Linked DNA regions of Homo sapiens: region 1 is linked to region 2. Evidence: read pairs that join two places in POLR2A ChIA-PET (ENCODE). Cell type or tissue: CD4-positive, alpha-beta T cell. All regions are shown on one strand. Links, peaks and the distances in the headings refer to the core of each region. The heading gives the core; the rest is flanking DNA.

Evidence for each region. ChIA-PET counts read pairs that join two places held together with the same protein. Peaks named below come from ENCODE experiments on the same cell type or tissue, not always from the same donor. Only the 100,000 strongest peaks of a DNase experiment are listed, where the experiment ranks them.
Region 1: POLR2A ChIA-PET joins it to region 2 with 5 read pairs; 11 of 35 experiments call an interaction of 5 or more read pairs at or near these places.

Annotation. Positions count from the first base shown.
Region 1 is chr17:35,369,739-35,372,605 of GRCh38, forward strand. All of the region lies in intron 1 of SLFN11 (schlafen family member 11), which reads right to left. Among named protein-coding and RNA genes, the nearest start is that of SLFN11, 2.4 kb to the right of the region's middle. In CD4-positive, alpha-beta T cell, for the core only: no CTCF peak of the experiment used is centred there; no DNase peak of the experiment used is centred there; H3K4me3 peaks cover 70 bases.
Region 2 is chr17:35,237,643-35,240,613 of GRCh38, forward strand. LOC105371932 reads right to left here. Exons shown (of 4, transcript XM_047437262.1): 4 at 2,401-2,971. Among named protein-coding and RNA genes, the nearest start is that of SLFN5, 3.9 kb to the right of the region's middle. In CD4-positive, alpha-beta T cell, for the core only: no CTCF peak of the experiment used is centred there; no DNase peak of the experiment used is centred there; H3K4me3 peaks cover 1,705 bases; H3K27ac peaks cover 1,808 bases.

The DNA.
Region 1 (2,867 bases), core at 279-2,778, 130 kb after region 2:
AACTGTATGCCAATAAATTGGAAAATCTAGAGGAAATAAATTCTTAGACACATACAACCTACCAAGATTGAACCATGAAGAAACCCAAAACCCGCACAAACCAATAAGAAGTAATGAGAACAAAGCCATAATAAAAAGTCTCCAGCAAAGAAAAGTCTGGGACCCGATGGCTTCACCACTGAATTCTACCAAACAGTTAAAGAAGAACTAATATCAATCTTACCCAAACTATTCAAAAATTAGAGAAGGAGGGAATACTTACAAACTCATTCTATAAGGCCAGTATTACTGATACCAAAACCAAAGACACATCAAAGAAAAAAAATTATGGACCAGTATCTCAGCAAAATACTAGCAAACTTAATTCAACAATACATTAAAAAGATCATTTATCATGACTAAGTGCTATTTATTTCAGGGATGCAAGGATGGTTCAACGTATGCAAATCAGTCAATGTGATACATCATATCAACAGAATGAAGGACAAATGCCATATGATCATTTCAACTGATGCTGAGAAAGCACTTAATAAAACTCATTATCCCTTCATGGAAAACTCCTCAAAAAACTGGGTATAGAAGGAACATACCACAACATAATAAAATCCATGTATGACAGACCTACAGCTAGTAGCATACTGAGTAGGGAAACACTGAAAGCCTTTCCTCTAAGATCTGGAACACTATAAGGATCCTCACTTTCACCATTGTTATTCAACATAGAAATCCTAGCTAGAGCAATTAGACAAGAGAAAGAAATAAAGGGCATCTAAATTGGAAAGGAAGAAGTCAAATTGTCCTTGTTTGCAGGTGATATGATCTTACATTTGAAAAAAACCTAAAGACTATACCAGATAACTATTAGAACTGATAAACAAATTCAGTAAAGTTGCAGGATACAAAATAAACATACAAAAATCAGTAGCATCTCTATATACCAATAGTGAACAATCTGAAAAAGATATAAAGTAATCCCACTTACAATAGCCACAAATAAAATTAAATACCTAGGAATTAACCAAATAAATGAAAGATCTCTACAATAAAAACTATAAAATCATGATGAAAGAAATTGAAGAGCCAAAATATGGAAAGGGGAAATATACCCATGTTCATGGATTGGAAGAATCAATATTGTTAAAATATCCATACTTCCCAAAGCAATCTACAGATTCACTGCAATCTCTATTAAAATATCAATGACATTCTTCACAGAAATAGAAAAAACAATCCTAAAATTTATATAGAACCACAAAAGACCTATAATAGCCAAAGTTATCGGAAGCAAAAAGAACAAAACTGGAGGAATCACATTACCTGACCTCAAATTATACTACAGAGCTACAGGAACCAAAATAGCATGATACTGACATTAAAAACAGACACATAGACCAATGGAACAGAATAGAGAACCCAGACACAAATACACACACCTAAAGTGAACTCATTTTTCACAAAGATGCCAAGAACATACACTAGGGAAAAGACATTCTCTTCAATAAATGGCACTGGGAAAACTGGATATCTATCCGCAGAACAATGAAACTAGACTCCTAACTCTTGTCACATATAAAAATCAAACGAAAATGGGTTAAAGACTCAAATCTAAGACTTCACACTGTGAAACTACTACAAGTAAACATTGGGTAAGATCTCCAGGACATTGATCTGAGCAAAAATTCATTGAGCAATACCCCACAAGCACAGGCAACTAAAGCAAAAATGGACAAATGGGATCACATCAAGTTAAAAAGCTTCTGCACAGCAAAGAACGCAATCAACAAAGTGAAAAGACAACCCACAAAATGGGAGGAAATATTTGCAAATTAACCATCCAACAAGGGAGTAATAACCAGAACATATCAGGAGCTCCAACAACTCTATAGGGAAAAAAATCTAATAATCCTATTGAAAAATGGGCAAAAGATTTGAATAGTCATTTCTCAAAAGAAGACAAATGGCAAATAGGCATGTGAAAAGGTGCTCAACATCACTGATCATCAGAAAAATGCAAATCCAAACTACAATGAGATACCATCTCATCCAAGTTAAAATGGCTTTTATCCAAAAGACGGGCAATAACAAACGCTGGCAAGGATGTGAAGAAAAGGGAACCCTCAAACAGTGTTGGTGGGAATGTAAATTAGTACAACTATTATGGAGAACAGTTTGGAAGTTCCTCAGAAAACTAAAAATAAAGCTACCACACAATTCAGCAATTCTACTCCTAAGTATTGACCCAAAAGAAAGGAAATCAGTATATCCAAGAGACATCTGCACTCCTATGTTTCCTGCAGCACTGTTTAAAATAGCTAAGATTTGGAAGCACTCTAAGCGTCCATCAGCAGATGAATGGATAAAGAAAATGATGTGCATATACACAATGGAGTACTATTCAGCCATAGAAAAGAATGAGATCCAATCACTTGCAACAACACGAATGGAACTTGAAATCATTACGTTAAATGAAATAAGCCAGGCAGAGAAAGACAAACATCACATGTTCTCACTTATTTGTGGCATCTAAAAATCAAAACAATTGTATTCTAAGAGCAGAAGGATGACTACCTGAGGAAGGGTGGTAGGAGGGAAGGGGTGAGGTGGGGAGAGTTAATGGGTACAAAAAAATTAGAATGAATAAGACCTACTATTTGATAACACAACAGTTATTATAGTCAATGATAACAATTGTACGTTTTTAAATAACTTAAAGAATGTAACTGGATTGTTTGCAACTCAAAGGGTAAATGCTTGAGGGGATGAATACCCCATTCTCCATGGTGTGCTTATTTCACATTGCATGTCTGTATCAAAACATCTCATGTACCCCATAAATATACACATCCACTATGTACCTACAAAAATAA
Region 2 (2,971 bases), core at 173-2,672:
TGAGCCCAGCTTTGAGACTGCCTCACCTACCATCCTCTTTGGCATGCAGTGGACAGCCATCACTGGACTTCTTTGATGCAGGTGCCCCTCTCACCAGTGCTTTCTGGCAGTCTTGGTGAGTGGCGTGTAATCTGGGACATGTCATAGAACAAAATCCTCTAGCTGCATTACTTCTGGTCTTACCTAATATATCCATTCCTTCATGCTCATTTCCCTCAAACTCTTTATTTCTTCCTCTACCATATGTCAGGGGAATTTGGGCATTTCCATGTTGCTGAGAGTTGGGAGTCAATGAAAGATGAGAGAGCTGTCAGACAATGATGCAAGTCTGATCCTGTGTGGAGGAGAGGGGAAAAAGATTGGGTGGAAGTATGCCAGATATTTACTCAAAGTCAAGCAAAAGTTGGCCATTAGAGGCATCCTTTGTCTCCTAGGAGAAGGCCTGCCCTGCTGTCCTTGCCATACTCAGTCATCAGCTGGGAGCAGCCCATGGAAGCATGGCCTTCACACAAATGTGCAATGGATTTCAAAGTGAGGCAGCTGGGGTGCTTTGTGAATTAAGCTCCAAGTTGAGGTCTTTGAAGTGCATTCTCACAATTGCCAGAGTGTCCTTTACAGCAAAAAGAATTTTTTTTCTAGTCCGAGCTACAGCCTAGGATTACATGGTGACTTTGTCTTGTCTTTTTAATGTTCTTCAATCTAGAACAGTCTTTCCATTTGGGTTTGGGTTTAACGTTTTCTTTTCTTTTTACTTTGAGACAGGGTCTTGCTATATTGCCCAGGCTGGTCTTGAACTCCTGGCCTCAAGCAATCCTCCTGCCTCAAACTCCCAAGTAGCTTGGACTACAGGTGGGCACCATTGAACCCTCTAATGTTTCCTTATAGTTACTTTCTATTGTGCTGTTTTGTTTTGTTTTATTGGGTCAGGAATACATAAGAAATAAAAATTGTTCTTTTAGTGGCATGCAATTTAATTTGTCCTGTTACTAATGATGTTAACTTTGATCACTTGGTTGAGGTGATATATTCCAGGATTCTCTGGAAAATTAGTGTCTTTTTCCTTTGTAATAAATAGAGCATCTTGTGGGGATATGCTTTGAGACTCTGTAATTACCCTCAGTGTGCTAAAGATCTGAGGGGATATAGAGAGAAAATTCTGAGTCACACTTTCATTTCATGTAGCTGAAAAAGCAACTTAAACATTGGACTTGACTGAAATTAAGCTTGGACTTAACTGAGCTCCTTCAGGAAAAGCTTAATTACTTACTGAGACAGGAAAATCATCAGGACACTCTCGGATCTCAATGTGGGTACTGGGAGTGCCAGAGAACCAAGATTCTCCCTCCCACTCTCTCTGATGTGTGTGATTCATATGAACATTGATAAAGGATGTCTCATCCCTCCTTCAAGTAAACTTGTTCTGACAAAATTTCACCACACTTTGTCAAATGGCAAACATTGTTCCTAAGAAACATCATATACGTGTTTATGCAAATTTTGTTTTTTAAACTTTTTATCAAGAAAAGAAAAAAAGTGGAAAATATGTTTTTGCCTGAAAAGTGAATATTATAAACAAGTAGCTTGGGTTTGAAAGATAGTCTGTGGAAACACAGATAAGGCTCTATGCTAAGATGCTTGCTGCTATAATCCTCAGTCCCCTAGTAAAAGTTTCTGCAAAAAGCTTGGCCAGCCATGATGCCATTGAGCATTGACCCCCATAATCAATCTCCCTGTGACTCTCACGGAGAATGCTGAAGCAAATTTTCTGTAGTGAGGGATCTGTAGACCATGGCATGCAGCCTCCAGTCTCACTGTGCAGACTGAGGACAGTGACACAGGTCATTGACACACGGCTGACCTAGGCAGTGATTCTCCCTACACTAATACAGTGATTCTTTCTGTGAGAGACTGCCTGCCCTTAATAAGATAACATGCCCCTTTGGCCGGGCACAGTGGCTCACGCCTGTAATCCCAGCACTTTGGGAGGCCGAGGCGGGCGGAACATGAGGTCAGGAGACTGAGACCATCCTGGCTAACACAGTGAAACCCCGTCTCTACTAAAAATACAAAAAAAAAAAAAATAGCTGGGTGTGGTGGCGGGCACCTGTAGTCCCAGCTACTCAGGAGGCTGAGGCAGGAGAATGGCATGAACCTGGGAGGTAGAGCTTGCAGCGAGCCAAGATCGAGCCACTGCTCTCCAGCCTGGGTGACAAAGCGAGATTCTGCCTCAAAAAAAAAAAAAAAAAAAAGAATAACCTGCCCCTTTAACCTACCAACTCTCTTCTCCTCTTTAGTTTGTTGAAGCAAAAACAACGTAAATATTGCATTAACCAAGTGTGTGTATGAGAGAGAGAGAGAGAGGAGAGAGAGAGAAGAGAGAGAGAGAGAGAGAATGAGCAGTTATGGCTCTTGGCATTTTTTACTGGACAAGGCAAACCTAAAGATTTTACTTTTAAACTTGAATTAATGCTGAGAGTAAGTCACATCTGCCCTCACTTCCCTCCCACTCCACACAAACATGCATACCACTGGAAAGGCAACATTTTATCAAAGGCATTTGGCGTTTTTCCTCTCTTATGACCCTCTAGAAGCTTGAGAATGTGGGAGAGAAGGGCTGGAACCAGAAATGGAGAAGTAGTGCTGGAACAATAATGACCTGAAAGCCAGTGGAACTGAGGTCTCCTGCAGGAACTTTTGGGGAGGCCTGGATACTTTGGAGACCAATGGGTATGGATGGAAAGAAGAGCAGAAATGATTCAGCTCATAAAGCAGTGAAAAGGAATGATCTAAGTACATGAACAAATCTTTAAAGCAAAATGTTAAAGTGTGGGAGCAAGTTCTACAGAACACATACAATATGATACTTTTTTTTTTTTTTTTAAAGAGACAGGGTCTCACTCTATTGCCCATGCAGGGGTGCAGTGGCACAATCAGAGCTCATAGCATCCTTCAACTCCTGGGCTCAAGCCAT